Regions from separate parts of the Homo sapiens genome. Here all the other regions are linked to region 1. The links are chromatin contacts, found by Hi-C or POLR2A ChIA-PET in ENCODE. All regions are on one chromosome and are shown on one strand. Each heading gives the region's core, a stretch centred on a gene start or an enhancer-like site at or near the end of the contact. The rest is flanking DNA. Distances are from core to core; before and after follow the strand shown.

Region 1 (3,277 bases), core at 203-2,702:
GCGCACAGTCGCATCTGGCAATCTAGAGGCTGCAGAGAAAGCAGAAACGTGGAGGGCATCTCTCTGCGGACTGGAAGTGGCGCGGGGCGAGGGACCGGGCAGGGCGCGTGCCCGGGGGCAGGCGTGGGGGGGAAGGCGGCCCCCGAGCGGGCGTCTGGACGCCGCCCCTCCTCGGCCAGGAGGGTCACCACCCCCGGCCCCCGCGCACCAGGGCTGAGGCCAAGGCCACCCGCACCTCCCACCCGCTTCTGCTCCCCCAGGCGACGAGCCCGCGGCGCCGCCGCCTCCTCCCGGAGCAGAAACTTTGCGTCTCTAATGGAAACCAAGCCGCGCGCCAGTTCCCTCCTCCCCCGCCGCCCCCCCCCCCCGCCCCAATTAGCGCGAGCCCAGCGCCTCCCGCGGGAAGTGCCTCCTGGTGCACCGAGGCTCACGCCCGCCCGCACTGCTGCACTGGGTGGGGGGCCGCAGGGTGCGAAAGCGGCAGGAACAAGCCACGGCCACACCGCAGGGCCCCGCCCGGGCGCAGGGCGGCCCGGCCGCCGCTTCCGCCCTCTCCGCCCCCAACCCCTCGCCTTCCTGCCCCCAACCCCACCCTTCCCCGGCTCCTTCCTTCCCAGCCCACGCCCGCGCCGCGCCCCCCGGGAAGAAGGAGGGGAGAGCGACCGAGGGAGGGCGCCCAGCAGGGCCGGCCAAAGTGGGGAGGTGGCGGGCGCTGACTGCGCCCCTCAACACCCGGCCGGAACAATGTGCGCCACCGGCCAGCTCCAGCCCATTCATTCTCCACTGCCCGCCCGACCTGCCACCTTCGCGCCGGCGGAGAAGCGGGGTGGGGAGGGGCGGGCCGGGGGGGGGGGTCTAGTGCCCGGCCCCGCCCGGCTCCCAGGCCGAAACGCTGCGCTGCAGGCAGCCCGGGTGCGGCGCTAGTGGATGCAGTGGGTGCGGGGCTGGGCGGGGGGCAGGGGGATTGGATGCAGAAACCCCCGCTGCAGTTGCGGCCGGAGCCCCTGCCCGTGGACGGCCTACGACCAAGTCCAGCTCCAAGGGGAACCAATAAATGAAGCTCCCTGGCAGAGGTCGCCGAGATGCAAATCCAAAATGCAACCTCCTTTAAGCGCAGCTGCTGCGTAACACTCAGAAAAGAAAAACCTCCAAGAACCAAAAACAAACAAAAAACAAACAAAACAACTAGAAATCTGGGAAGAAATCTCGGGCAGCTGCTACGCCGGCATTTGCCACTCCCGACCTACCATGGTGCGAGCGAAGGGAGGAAGAGCAGAGGGAGCGAGGGTGGCTGCACCAGCGCGGGGGCTGCGACGGCGGGGGTACCTCCGATGCCGCTGCTGCTGCTGCTGCTGCTAAGGCGCGCTGTGCGCTATGCCGCCGCCGCCGCCTGCGCCGCCGCCTGACTACGAGTAACGGCACGGCGTCCACGACACTCCCAGCACCACTGCCGGAGCGCGAGTCTGCGCCCCGCGATATATATATGGTGCGCCGTATCCCTCCGCCGCGGCGGAGCCGCCTCGCGCAGAGCGGCGCTGCGGCAGCCGGGCCTTGCCCGCCTGGTCCCGCCCCCGGGTTCGCCAGGCCTCCCGCCGCCCCCTGCGCGCCAGTCGCGGCGGCCCTACGCTGGGTCGGGGAAGCGTTCTAGGCTGGGCGCGCGGTCTCGGGTCAGGTGTGGCGGGGAGTCCTCAGGAGACGCCCACCCTGGGCGGGGGCGAAGACAGAGCGCCTGCTTAGTCCAACCTGGGGGCGGCCCAGAGCTTCGGAAGCCGTTCACTCCGCTACCTACCCCAGCCTCACCCCACCTGGGTGACCCTCCCACCTCAACATCTCCAACCGCTCCACTAGGGCTGCCGGCTCCCGCGTGCCCCTCGTCCTTGGGTCTGCAGCGGCCACTTCCAGTTTGGGGTGCTGCAGGAGGTCCTGAGAGTAGGGGGTCCGCGGGGAGGTGGAGGCAGATTGGCCACACTCCTTCAGCTGCCGAGGAGAGGGGTCTGCAGAGGACGAGGTAGTTGTCCTCCTGGAAGAAATTGGTCCTCTTCGGATTTTGGAGCAGTATCCGAGTCAAATTATTTATGCTCAGTTGCTAAATCTGTGTCATGCTGCGATGTTTAATCAGTCTTTAATGTTTTTACGTTTCCACTGAATATTTTTTAGGATGCCTGAATATTTCTCCCCTACTATTTTGTTCTTTTTCCTGGCGCCCGTCTTACTAAAATTAGTGTACCTGTGCAGCTTCTACAGACCTTAAACCCAGGCTTTAAATTTTTCGTAATTTTCCTGATCCTGAGAAGGGTCAGAGTCTTTATTCATAAATCCATAGAAACAAGGGAAAAAATAGATGCTTCAAATCCTCTGCATTACAAGTGGAACACACAGCCAATTGCCTCTCTTATGGAGCTAGATTGTATTTTAAACTACAGTTTTGATTATATTCCTTTTAAAAGACTATTTAAATCTTTAAATATACTAGTGTTTTCCATTTTTTATTATATTCCTTTTAAAATAATATTTAAATCTTTAAGTTTACTAGTGTTTTCCATTTTTCTGTAAAGTAGAGAAAGAACAATTTCAGCCAGTAATGTGAACCCCAGGACTTGTAAAAATCTAGACAAAATGCTGCAGTTTCTTTTCTTGCCAAGGCAGAACACAGAATTTGATCTTCTGTTTTACAGGGCCCGGGCAACAGTTGGAGGTTATCATTTGCTTACTGTTTCACAGAATATGGCAAAGTGTGTGATTAACATGCTGTGCTAGAAAGGGCTTTGCTTGCTTGTGTTTGTTTCTGCTTTCAACAAAGTCTGCAGGAATATGTTTTTTAAAAAAGGAAAAATGTACAGGCACATTGCAAATGCCACAGGACTTCTTGGGATAACCTTAGACAAGACGTCAGCATCTGTGGAGCTGTTCCTACTGATGTTCCTTCTGGAATGCCGCAGAAAGAGTGAACCTGCTGTTTAATTTAAAGAGAGGCTGCAGCAGCAAGCCAGGGGATGCTGCCTTCCCTCTGCAGATTAGAAAGACACTATTCACTTCACAAACCTGATCCTAATCCCTGCAAAAAAATAATAATAATACTCCTGGGCTCATAGGGGAAAACCTGAGTAGGAATAAAGCGTGCATACTAATGCGAGAGTTGGAGATAAGGAAATAGAAGAAAAGGGACTAATACAAATTAATTTTAAAGAATATGCAATAATCCAGTCAGTTACAAGCCTAAATGGCCAAACTCCTTATTAAAACTGCATCTTGGCCGGGCGCGGTGGCTCACACCTGT
Region 2 (3,394 bases), core at 1-2,500, 5.1 Mb before region 1:
CAGGGCCCAGGAGCCAGGGCTGCTTCTTTTCCCCACAAACCTCTCCAAGCCCTGGCCCACATAAATTCAGCCCTGTGCTTGAGTATCTAAAGCCAAATGTCATGACTCTTCCCCGACAACATAGATCCCGACTAAGGTCAGCCGACAGCTGTCCCAACCCTTTGCTTGTAGCAACCACAGAGGATGATGCTTGACACCCTGAGCCGTGAGCCAAGCGAGATCAGCCTCCGACCTCACTAGCCTCAAGGGCAACCTCAGCCCTCTCCCCACCATCGACAGCCCTAGACCTTACCCACGAGTAGGCCAATGGCTTCCAACCTCCCCAAAGTGTCCGCGAAAGTACCTATCTCACAGTGGGTCCTTACTATGAGTTTCCTAACCGTGCAGAGCAGTCAGGCAGCGGGCCACCCTCCTCCGAGTCAGTCATTGACAAATCGCCCCGAAACGCCTATATTAGCTCGAAGTGAGGATAAGTGAACCTTTAGGACTTTACCTACTGCTCAAGTTGGCAACAGTACAGAGCCCCAGATCCTCAAGACCCAGTGAAATCAACTACACCCTCAGCCCAGACTCTACTCCAGGGCAGTACTCCTCGCCCTAACCCGGCTCGAACCTTCAGACAGACCCCGGCGGATGGAGCCCCGCTCCCCAGCCCGGCGCGGCGGAACCCCTCGGCCTCGTGCAGCGATGCTCCTGGGCCCGGGGCGGAGGGCGCCTGCCCGGCACACTGGCCTGACCTTGTCGGAGCTCCGGGTCGTCCAGCACGTTGTAGGCCGCGTAATCGCGGACGCCGTGCAGCCGCAGGATCTGCACCACGGCGTTGCTGAAGCCGCACTGGGGCTGCTCCGGCGTCCCCTTGAGGAAGACCACCACCTTGTCCTTCTTCACCAGCGCGTCCAACTGCTCCGCCGAGCCGCCGCCGCCCGCGCCCGAGCCCGCCGCCCGCACGCCCGGACCCCAAAGGCCACCGCCGCCCGCGCCGCGCCCCCAGCGGAGCAGAGCCGCCGCAGCTCGGCCGAGGGACCCGCTCATCTCCGCACGCAAGCCGGAGCCCACGACGGCCCGGGCCCACAGCTGGCCACCCAGAGCGCTCCCCGGCCCGCGGCAGTCCGACCCGCCCCCTGGAGGCCCTCATTGGGCCGGCTCTAAACTGCCCTCCGTGATTGGACAATACTGATCAGTAATTACTCGATTCCACCAATCATGTTGCTCGTCCCGCCCGGCAGGTAGGAGGTGGGCCTTATGCCGGAGCCTCATCCTACTGCCTTACTATTGGTCGTCGGCAACCGCTTTGTTAGTTAATTGGAGAGACTGGATGTCCATCAGGGTCACGCTTGCAGGGCAACGAGAGGCAAAACAAGAGGGAAGACGACTTTCCTCCTGTGAGCCAATGAGGCCAGCTGGACTACGCCGAGACAACTGGGAGAGGCGCGGGACTCGCCCGTTCCGCGGAACGCCGGGAAGGGGTCACCTCCTGATGAAGTTTCCGGTTCCGGTGTCAGCGGCGGTTGAATTGCCATGGCAATGCGGTGGGCGCGCGCTTGTCGTGTTGGTCTCTTGGGAGGTAGCGGGGCTAGGCCGGGCGGGTATCCGCCTCTCCCAGCTTAGGTGAGCGTCCCCGGGCGCCTCCGGAGCGCCGCGGCCGCATGCAGTTCGTCGTGGCGGGGAGCCGGAGCCTGACCGGGGTTCCAGCGCTCGGGCCGTAGCCTTGGCTCCTGGACTTTCCCTGGCTCCGCCGCCACGTGGGAGCTGAGGCTCTGGGGCTTCCGCCTCCGGCGCGCGATTATTTCTCTAGAACAGTTTTCATTTTTAAAATTTGTAAAGCGCTTTTGCCTGTGTGATTTCCTCTGGGTTTTTTTTTTTTTTCTTCCTTTTTGTAGAGACGGAATTGGCGGCGGGGGCGGGGGGTCGATGTCTCACTTTTTTGCCCAGGCTGGTCTCGAACTCCTGGCTTCAAGGGATCCTCCTGCCTCGGCCTCTTAAAGTGCTGGGATTACAGGCGTGAGCCACCGCCCCCGGCCGCCTCTGAGTTTCCAGCCTCGTTGGCCCTCCAGCCTTTTAACCTGTTGGGCCTAGGATCAGGAAAGGTTTGTTGAATGGGGAACTAAGAAGTGAATTCGTTCGTTCGACAAACGTTTCCTGAGCAGCCGCTGGGTGCTAGGCGCAGTGCCAGCGCGGAATGTCCAGGGAGACCTGGTGCCCAAAGCTTGGACCCATCGTGAGAAATGAGAAGCAGATACAAAGCAGTGTGGGAGTGCAGAGGAGACAAAGCAAGCCTCATCAGGCCCATTGCTTGCTCTGCTCTCCCTTGTACTTACCAGTGCTTGACAATATACAGTTATTTACTAGCTTGGTTATTGACTTCCTACCCAGCACTCAGTTTTATTCACTGCTGTATCCTCAGTGCCTAGGACGATGCTTGGAACGTGGTAAGTGCTCCTATTGGCGGGAAGAATAAATCCGGAAGAGCAGGACCAGTGGACTTGCTACATAATCTGTAGTCTTGGAGCCGCACAGGGTTGGTGGTACCCTCGAGCACACCAGACTTGCAGAAAAAGCATACTCCAGAGGAAGCTGAGGCATGCCTGCTCGAGAGCCAGCTGTTCCATGTGCAATTTTCCTCTGATAGTTTCTGGTCACTGTTGCCACGGTGATAATGACTGGGCTATGTCATTATCTATCCGCCAACAGTAAGAGAAGCTTTGCAGTCGAGATATTGTTTAGCAGATGGAGTGTTTTCTGTTGAACACTAAGTACTGCCACAAGTTACTTTTTTTTTTTTAAACTTTGAGTATTTTTTTACAATGTTGCTGGAGGTGATCTGTTTATGCTTTGAGAGTGTTCGAATTTAAAATCAGAAAATCATGTCAGTGAGTGAGTCTTTCAAATAATCCTTCGGCATGAAACCTGAGCCTAGTAAACTATGAAAGTAAACTCGGCACATTACCCGAAAGTCTCAATGTCATATTTTCACCCCCATCAATATTATTGATGATTGCTCATTTTCTAATGTGGGACCTGAAATTTACCAGGTGCTTAAAGAATCTTTTTGTTTTTCAGATTCATTGATTCCAGGTAAATCAGAGGAACAAGCAACATGAACAGAAATATGTAGAAAAAGCTATTATGCAGAAGCATAATTGTTGTTTCAGAAGTCCAGCATCTGGTGCACTTAACAATAGAGAATATATTAAACTCTTTCCAAAATAACCTGTTGTTCCTACCTGTGTTGTAAGTGTTTTGTTTGTTTTTAAGTAAATATTGGTGATTTGTTGCCAAAAACCTAAACTGTTTGTTGCTGTCAACTTAAATAACGAACAGAGAGAGGCTCTCTAAAAGAAAATGGCATTTATTCAGGAATAGAGCACTGCAATGAGAAAATGCATGCGATAGT
Region 3 (3,723 bases), core at 1-2,500, 5.1 Mb before region 1:
CTTTACAATTTAATCTCTTAGGATACTGACTTTTACACGGATCTGTTCTACAAACATCTGCCATCCCTGCTAAGAAACAAAAAAGGAAAACAGCATCCCGGAAGCCCTGGATTTGGGCCAGTTACTAACCCCGCATCTGTAAAATCGCTAGCCGCACCTAAACTGTGATGACTGGAGTTCACATAAAACCTAGTTTTACAACTTGTATCCTTCATTAGTAGCGCTCATCTGATCCAGAGGCGGTGAAGCCAATCATGCAACCATGTAATTACTCGGAAAAAGATAAGGGTTGGGGCCCAGGACTGTTCAAAGCTGGGCTGGATGCACAGGAAGGCCAGTGACTGCTGACCTGGGAGGAGAGCGCCAGGGTGCGAAGGCTTCCAGCCATCAAGCAGTAGGAGTTTGGCAGAAGGCTGTGGAGCAAACGCCGGGCCAAGGCAACTTCATGTGCACAGGCACAGAGGCAGATACAGTTTAGACATTCTGGGACAAGGTTAAAGGGTTGGCGTGGCTGGAGCAGGGGTTGGGAGAGTGGGAGGATGTTTCTGCTGGTGGGGAGGGAGAGGTGAGGCGCATTCTGAGGCCTTGGGTTTGTTGGGGGTTCACATTATGCCTGGGGATTCACATCCCTTGTGACTCCTGGACTGTGGGCCCGGACTGTGGGGGTGGGAGAGGACGGGCAGGGTGCCACTACCCCCCACCCCGCCCTTTCTCCCCGCGCGAGGCTGGCTGATGAGTGTCATTTTCTTCTTGGATTTCGCGCCTACGGGCGGTGTGCCCCTTCCAAGGCCCCCACCTCCGCTCTGTGAGGGCAAGATCTGCCGGTGTCCTAATCCCTTTTCCATGTCTGGGCGCACAGATCCAACTTTCCCGGAGAGGCAGCTCCGCGCCATCCCCTAGGATGAGAAGAGGGTGGGTGGCTGTGTGTGTGTCGGGGAGACAGACAGGGGCCAGGGCTCCGGGCTGCTTTCCAGGCAAGCGTGGACAGGACCCCCCCCTTAACCCCCGCCCCGGGTCCGCGACAGGGAGCGGTGAGGCTTTTCTTCGGCCCTGGTCCCCGGGGCCACGCAGGATGTCCGCCGGGCTGGGGTTGCGCACCCGGGGCCTCCGCTGAGCGCGTGCGGAGAGGGGCGCGGCCTCTCCCGCGGGGCCACCGGGCGGGTCCCGGCGGGGGCGGGGGTACTCGCGGTGTCCGGGCCCGCCCCAGCCCTGCCCCGCCCCGGAGCCGCCCGGGACGCAGGGAGGAGGGAAGGAGGCTCGGCCCCAGCTACCCGCGGCGCCGCGCTCCTCCACGCTCCGGGAGGGTAAGTGGCACGGGGCCGGGAGGCCAGGCCTGGGGCCGGGGGCCGGGGGCCGGGGGCCGGGCGGGTGGGGTCCTCAGCCCCTGGCCCAGCTCTGACACAGCCCCGGGAATCGGGGGCGCCGAAAGTCTGGGGGACCTGGGGAGGCGCGCCCGGCGCGGGGGCGGGGGCCCCGGCGTGACAGCTGCGGGCGGGCGGGTATTTTTAGTTTAAATCCAACCGTTCTGTGCTGGCTGCGAAATTCCCGAGCCTTTCCTTTCAACCCCGGGGAGCTTCGGCCGGCCCACAAGAAAAAGCCCTAAAGCCCCGGGCAGCGCGCCCCAGCGGGCCGGGTGCCTCCTCGGGGCTTCCCTCTGCCTCCCCTAGGGGCGGGCTGACCTGTCACCAAGGCTTGCGCGCGGCGGGGGCCCAATCCGCTCCTGGCGACCGCGAGCGCGCTCAGTAGTGCCTGGGAGAGCAGAGCAGGCGGCGAAGAGGGGAAGTCCAACCCCGAATGCTCAGTTTCGTTCAGACGCCTTTTGGCTATGCAAACTTGGCAAGCAGCTCAACCTCTCTGAGCCTCATTCCCACATTTCTAAAGGGGAGGGCAGTGAGGCCAGAGATGGCTTGCAGGGCCTGAGAGAGCCTCAGATGGATGTTGACTTCCCCTGGGGTCTTGGGATCTTGACCCCAAACAGCAGACCCATTGATGTGGCCCATTGGTCAACCCGGGAGCAGTGTCCTACACCGCCCAGCTGACCTCTGCTTCAAAACTGGAAGCCAGGGGCCTCCAGCCTGGGCGGGGTGATAATGAATATTTTCAGTTAACCACTTTGGCCCTGAAGCTCCAACCCTGGGCTTTCCTGGGACTCTCCCAGGTTCCTGGTCACCCCTTTCAACTCTGAAGGGTCACCCTTATCCCTGCACTGGGTGGGGGGGCTTTCTACAGCCAAGGGCTGCTAGTGGGATAGCTTGATGTGTCTTGGGGGCATGCCCCATCCCACATGAATGAGGGCATGAGGAGAATGGACCGTCCTCCCAGAAAGGAGAGCATGTCATAAAATCACTGCCATTCTGAGCTTGGCAGGACAGCGTCCTTCATCCACCAAGAGAAGCAGAAACAGGCCCAGAGAGGGGGAGTGATTTGCCCAGAGCCACACTGCCTGGCTCTCTTGAAGGGCCTGGGCTTGCCGCCTGCACTTCCAGGGCAGCCAACAGCCCATAGGAGTCAGGAGCTGGGAGGTGGGAGGGGCATATCAGTGCCAACGAGCTGTTTTGCTCAGTTTCCTGTCACTGTGCCCCAGCGGGATGCTCCAGCACATGTGGGTCTGCACATTCCTCAGGCCGGACGGTGCTCGGCAGGCTGACAGCCACAGCTGTGCCAAGCCTGCTGGCCCCAGGCGTTGTTTTCAACCAGAGAGGCCCCTCTGGGGGTGGCTGAGCGGGAAGTGGGCTGGGATGTCTTATTTCTGGAACTCGTGTCTTGCTGGGGGTCCTGAGAAGAAGGCCTGAGGATGTGTTGGTGGCACAGAGGGAAGTGGTGAGAATCCAGGCTCAGGTTTCTGCCTCCAGGTACAGTCTGGCACCTGGCTCCCTGCAGGTACACTTCAGAGTGAGTTGGAGTCCTTTCTGTCTGTCTCCATGGGAACAAGGCTCCTGCTCGGGTGCTTTGCATGCTCTCCAGCAGCCATGGACCTGGCCATGCCTGGGCAGCCCCTTTGCCTTGTGATGCAGCCTGGAGCGGGCTGCCGGGGGGCCCTGGCTTGGCGGCCCCGGGAGGCAAGACTGGGCAGGCCCAGCTCAACGTCAAAAGCACCCTGGAGCCTTTGGGAACCCACTGGGCAGCTAGGCTTCCCGCATTGTCCAGCTGTTAGGAATGGGGCAGTCAAGTTGGATTGCCTGAGTCCAGTCCTGCCTTAGCCCGTTCCTGGCTGTGTAGCCTTGGGAAAGTTGCTTCACCTTTCAGAGCTTCAGCGTCCTTCCCCGTGGAAAGGGGCTAACCATAGCACGGCAGGTGTTGCCTCGCAGGGCCTCATGAGCACTAAACGAGCTTTGCCCTGATCAGCATTTTGTATGGTGTCAGACACAGCACATGTGAGAAGGTGTCACAGTTTGAGGCGAAGGGGCCTCGTCGGGATACCTGGGTTCCCCTCTGCTCTGCCTCTGCCCCTCTTCTCCCTGCCTTGATTTCCCCTTGTCTGTCAATGGTGGGTAGTCCTGGCTCACCCCCCTCATGGTCCTCCCAGCACTGAAAGCTGGCCCTTGGCCCCAGGGAGGGCAGGAGGCTCTTGACCCCAAACAGCTGACCCATTGATGTGGCCCATTGGTCAACCCAGGAGCAGTGTCCTACACCGCCTAGCTGACCTCTGCTTCAAAACTGGAAGCCAGGGGACTCCAGCCTGGGCGGGGTGATAATGAATATTTTCAGTTAACCACTTTGGCC
Region 4 (3,677 bases), core at 358-2,857, 6.0 Mb before region 1:
ATAAAATGTAAGTTCCAGGAAGGAAGAGATTTATCTGTTCACTGCTGTAATCCCAGTACCTAGAACAGTGCTTGGCACACAGAAGGCAATCAATAAATATTTACTGAATAAATGAACAAACTTCCACTTTATTGAGAGAAAGGGTCTTGCTCTGTGGTTCAGGCTGGAGTGCAGTGGCATGATCATAGCTCGTACGATCCTTTCTGATATTTGAAATTGCAGGCACTCTATGGATAGCGTCAATGCAATTATGCAGCCTCAAAGTCCTGGGCTCAAGCGATCCTTCCGCCTCAGCCTCCACAAGCAGGTACCACCATGCTTCCGTTTTAGAACATAAACTCCTTGAAGGTTCGGCCTGATTCTTGACACTGTTCACATGATCAACTGTGGTGACTTTCATTTAATGGACCTTAACAAATATTTCTGAATGAAGAGCAAGGGAATCTAAGTTACTGAGAATACTTGAGATGAGTCTACAAAGAATGAGGGAAATCAACAATCCAAGCAACTGCATACAAAGTACCCTGGTTCTAAAACGAAAAGGTGGTTGTGGAAAGGGGAACCAGATGTTTCTCCATCTACCAATATTTTGGGCTGTATTTCCAAGGCATTCATGAAAGTTGCCGAGACAGTAAACATTTCACTCCTTAAACTGGTCGTCTTAATTCACTGTGATTAAACAGCTGTATGTTTCAGGACTCTGTTCAGGTTCGTGCCCTACTCATATCATTTAATCTTCCCAACAAATCCATGCACATAAGATTTTAATCCGCTCACACTCGGCAAAGGAGGCAACGTGGGCTCGGGGAGGGCAGTGGCCGCTCAAAGTGGCTGGGCGGCTAATAGGTGTCAGTGCCGGGATTCTAACGAAGGACATCTGGCTTCTGGGCCATAGAACACCCGCACCCAGGCCTTTCGAGGTTGACTTAACTTAACAGCCGGCTCCGCCTCTGCAGGAGTTACCTCCCAAAAGGCAGAAATACGATTGCGCAGACTGCCAGAACAGCCCAAGTTCTTCACCCAGGTTCCGGCGGGGTCAGGAGCCTTTAGCATTTCTCAAGGAATGCAGTTTTGCCCACAGATGCTTCGAAAACCCAAGTTTCCTGATCGTTGCTATGACACACCCAGGATTAAGCGAGCGTATGCGAGAAGCGCTCTGCAAACCGCCAGGCAAACGGCAACGAAGAAGCTGCCTCAGAAACAATACCTGAATGAGGCGGGGGCCGAAGAACTTGCTGACAATGGGCACCGGTCAATGCTCGGGTGCGGGCGGGGATGCTCGAGAAGGGCTCCAGTCCTCCCAGCGGAGACGGCGGAGCCCCAAGTGTGCGTTTCCGGGGCGCCGAGGTCTGAGGGGAGCCGGGAGAGCCAGGCCGGCCAGACCGGCCCCCAGACCCCTCTTAACACGGGCGCGGGGCCCCTGCAGCCTGCCGCCCCTCTCGGCCCAGCCAGCTGCATGGCGTCGCGTCCCCATCCGGAAGGCCTGACGGCCCGCCGGCGCCCCGAGCCCCTAGCCCTTCTCGGGGGCCGCCCCTCGCCCGCAGCCACCCCGGCTGCCGCTCACCTGCGCGCCCGGCGTCCTCTTCTTCCTTCCTCCGGAGGCGACTGGAGCCGACCGGCGGTGCCGCCCCCTCCCTCCCCGCCTTCTTCCGCCCCGCCCCCTCGGAGCCGGAACTGCTCCAGCCCCCGCCCTTCTGCCCGCCTTCCGCGGCCCCAGTGTGGCGTCACTTCCGCCAGCGCCCGGCGGCGCGCCGGGAGTCTGGGTCTCGTGAACGCGCCAGGAGCGTCCCTACAGCCGGGAACGCGCCTCGCGGATGACAACAAATTCGTCGCGCGGCGGCAGTGGCGGTGGCTGCCTCAGCCCCTGCCGCCTCCTCTCGCGCTCTCTTGCACTCTCTCCGAGCCGGTTGGGACCCTCCTCGGAAGTCCCCTGGCCTGGGGCCAGGAGGACCCCTCTGCGTCTTGCCTCCGCCAGGCCCAGCGCGAGCGGTGCGGCGCCGGCGATGGGGTCTCCCTGAGGGACTCCCGGCACCAAATAGGGATGGAGGGGCCGCCCCAGGCTTAGGCCCCGCCGCGGCCTGGAGCCGGAGTCGCTACCCCGAGGCCGGAGCCGTCGCAACCCGCAGCCGCAGTCAGCCCAGCTGCCAGCAGTCACTATGCCTTGGCCGTTTTCGGAGTCCATCAAGAAGAGGGCCTGCCGGTACCTCCTGCAGAGGTACCTGGGCCACTTTCTGCAGGAGAAGCTGAGCCTGGAGCAGCTCAGCCTGGACCTGTACCAAGGCACCGGGTCCCTCGCCCAGGTCCCCTTGGACAAATGGGTAAGAGCTGCCGGCGGCGAGCCGGGCGGGGCTCGCTCCCCTCTTTAGGGCGCTTTGAACCAGTGCCATCCAAGATTGGTGACAGTCAGTCCCTCCTTGGGAATTGTTTGGACCCGAGTGTGACACGGCTCAGAGAAATGTGTTAGAGTGTTGTTTAATCTGTTTCTAACAAGTTTGCTCTCCTAAATCACGTGTTCCGGAAACTTTAACAGATGTAATGGAATCTACACTGTGGGAATAATTGAGTCAGTGCTTCGGGGGTCTGTGAAGCAGGCTCAATAGGTCCGTGGGAGGAGGTGACCAGAACTGTCCCTCGGGATGTGAGGGGCCGCAGGGTTTTGTGGCAAACAAACCCTGCCTTGTGGGATGACATTCTGGAAGGATTAAGGATGAAGAGGACCTTTGGATGTCAGAATCCCTAGTTATTTGTTTTGGGTTGGCTGCTTGCGCACCATGTTTGCCTTGTTTGTCATCGTGCAGCGTTTGCCATCTGGAAGAAAGTTAGGTGAAGGCCTCTTGTGCCGGTTTGCCTGCTTTTGCTTGATTATATGTTTACAAGATAGGTTTGTGTATCCAGCCTGTGAATGGTCGTCTGGCCCTAGTAGTGCTGTTGAGTTATGCCTCTTTGCTCCACGTGACAGATCGTAAAAGCAGGTGTTGCAAAAGCGCTGAAGTTGCAATTTTCAGACATTTTAAAACCTGCCTTCTACTTGTCATCTAGAGGCTGTGAATTCACTCATTGCTATACAGGTGCTTCATCTGAATTTCGACTCACCACATGCAGTCGTACCTGCATTTGTGTGTTCAATGCATAGCATTTTACTTAAAGTATATTCACTTTTGGGTTTGACAGGAATAGAGTGACTTCTACCCTTTGCCCAACCCTTACTTCCTTAGCCACAGAAAATCTTAAATTATGGAAATACCTTATTATGACCCTTAAGCGAATTTGTGCTAGAGACTATAAATCAGTATATAATTTTATCAGTATGTACCTGACATAAACTAGGGAGAGGACACAAGATAGTGGAAAGAGCCCTGGTTTGAGAGCAGTAAGACCCAGTCGCTCACCAGGAGGTGAGAGTCCTACCCCTGGAGAGACTCTCCAGACCGCCACAATTAGCCGAGTGATAATGGACTTAGCAATTCACCTGAGTTCAGTAAACACTAATGGAGCACACACTTCATCTCTGTGTCGTCCGTCTTATGGTATTGTATTCCTGTAATTCTTCCAAAAGATAGGGATTCTGAAGGATATTTTTGAATTCAACAACCCATGATTCTATACTTTTGATACAGTTATGAATAGGTTATCTTGAAAAAAGAGGGTTCAGGATTTATTAATGCCTTTTGTGGGTG

What was found. Hi-C counts contacts between places; a loop is a spot of excess contacts on that map. ChIA-PET counts read pairs that join two places held with the same protein, here RNA polymerase II (POLR2A). Pooled maps may share reads with other maps.
Region 2: a loop to region 1 is called in a pooled map, with 24 times the contacts of the local background. The contact joins the promoter of SNHG10 here to the promoter of CALM1 in region 1. A Hi-C loop is called at or near these places in 2 of 168 maps with a recorded cell type or tissue (CD8-positive, alpha-beta T cell and naive thymus-derived CD4-positive, alpha-beta T cell) and 8 of 50 pooled maps.
Region 3: a pooled map shows a loop between it and region 1 (8-fold over the local background). The contact joins the promoter of SYNE3 here to the promoter of CALM1 in region 1. A Hi-C loop is called at or near these places in 3 of 37 single-sample maps with no recorded cell type and 6 of 50 pooled maps.
Region 4: a map of naive thymus-derived CD4-positive, alpha-beta T cell shows a loop between it and region 1 (14-fold over the local background). The contact joins the promoter of GSKIP here to the promoter of CALM1 in region 1. A Hi-C loop is called at or near these places in 1 of 168 maps with a recorded cell type or tissue (naive thymus-derived CD4-positive, alpha-beta T cell), 1 of 37 single-sample maps with no recorded cell type and 6 of 50 pooled maps. POLR2A ChIA-PET finds 5 or more read pairs at or near these places in 1 of 52 experiments (T-cell).

Annotation. Positions count from the first base shown.
Region 1 is chr14:90,395,204-90,398,480 of GRCh38, reverse strand. It overlaps CALM1 (calmodulin 1), which reads right to left and starts at 1,452. Exons shown (of 6, transcript NM_006888.6): 1 at 1,248-1,452. The coding sequence starts at 1,250. RefSeq lists enhancers at 1-20, 1,191-1,240, 1,362-1,656 and silencers at 81-150, 191-260, 341-890, 901-1,060, 1,341-1,760.
Region 2 is chr14:95,532,728-95,536,121 of GRCh38, reverse strand. SNHG10 (small nucleolar RNA host gene 10) reads left to right here and starts at 1,250. Exons shown (of 1, transcript NR_003138.3): 1 at 1,250-3,210. It overlaps GLRX5 (glutaredoxin 5), which reads right to left and starts at 1,072. Exons shown (of 2, transcript NM_016417.3): 1 at 738-1,072. The coding sequence starts at 1,032. It also overlaps SCARNA13. RefSeq lists silencers at 640-699, 910-1,199 and enhancers at 1,340-1,799, 1,063-1,852, 1,853-2,642.
Region 3 is chr14:95,514,177-95,517,899 of GRCh38, reverse strand. SYNE3 (spectrin repeat containing nuclear envelope family member 3) reads left to right here and starts at 1,250. Exons shown (of 18, transcript NM_152592.6): 1 at 1,250-1,304. It overlaps SYNE3-AS1 (SYNE3 antisense RNA 1), which reads right to left and starts at 1,780. Exons shown (of 2, transcript NR_188030.1): 1 at 1,680-1,780; 2 at 1-896. RefSeq lists silencers at 995-1,804, 1,554-1,848.
Region 4 is chr14:96,361,456-96,365,132 of GRCh38, reverse strand. GSKIP (GSK3B interacting protein) reads right to left here and starts at 1,607. Exons shown (of 4, transcript NM_016472.5): 1 at 1,565-1,607. ATG2B (autophagy related 2B) reads left to right here and starts at 1,792. Exons shown (of 42, transcript NM_018036.7): 1 at 1,792-2,318. The coding sequence starts at 2,157. RefSeq lists a silencer at 1,335-1,684 and enhancers at 886-1,706, 1,627-1,921, 3,163-3,232.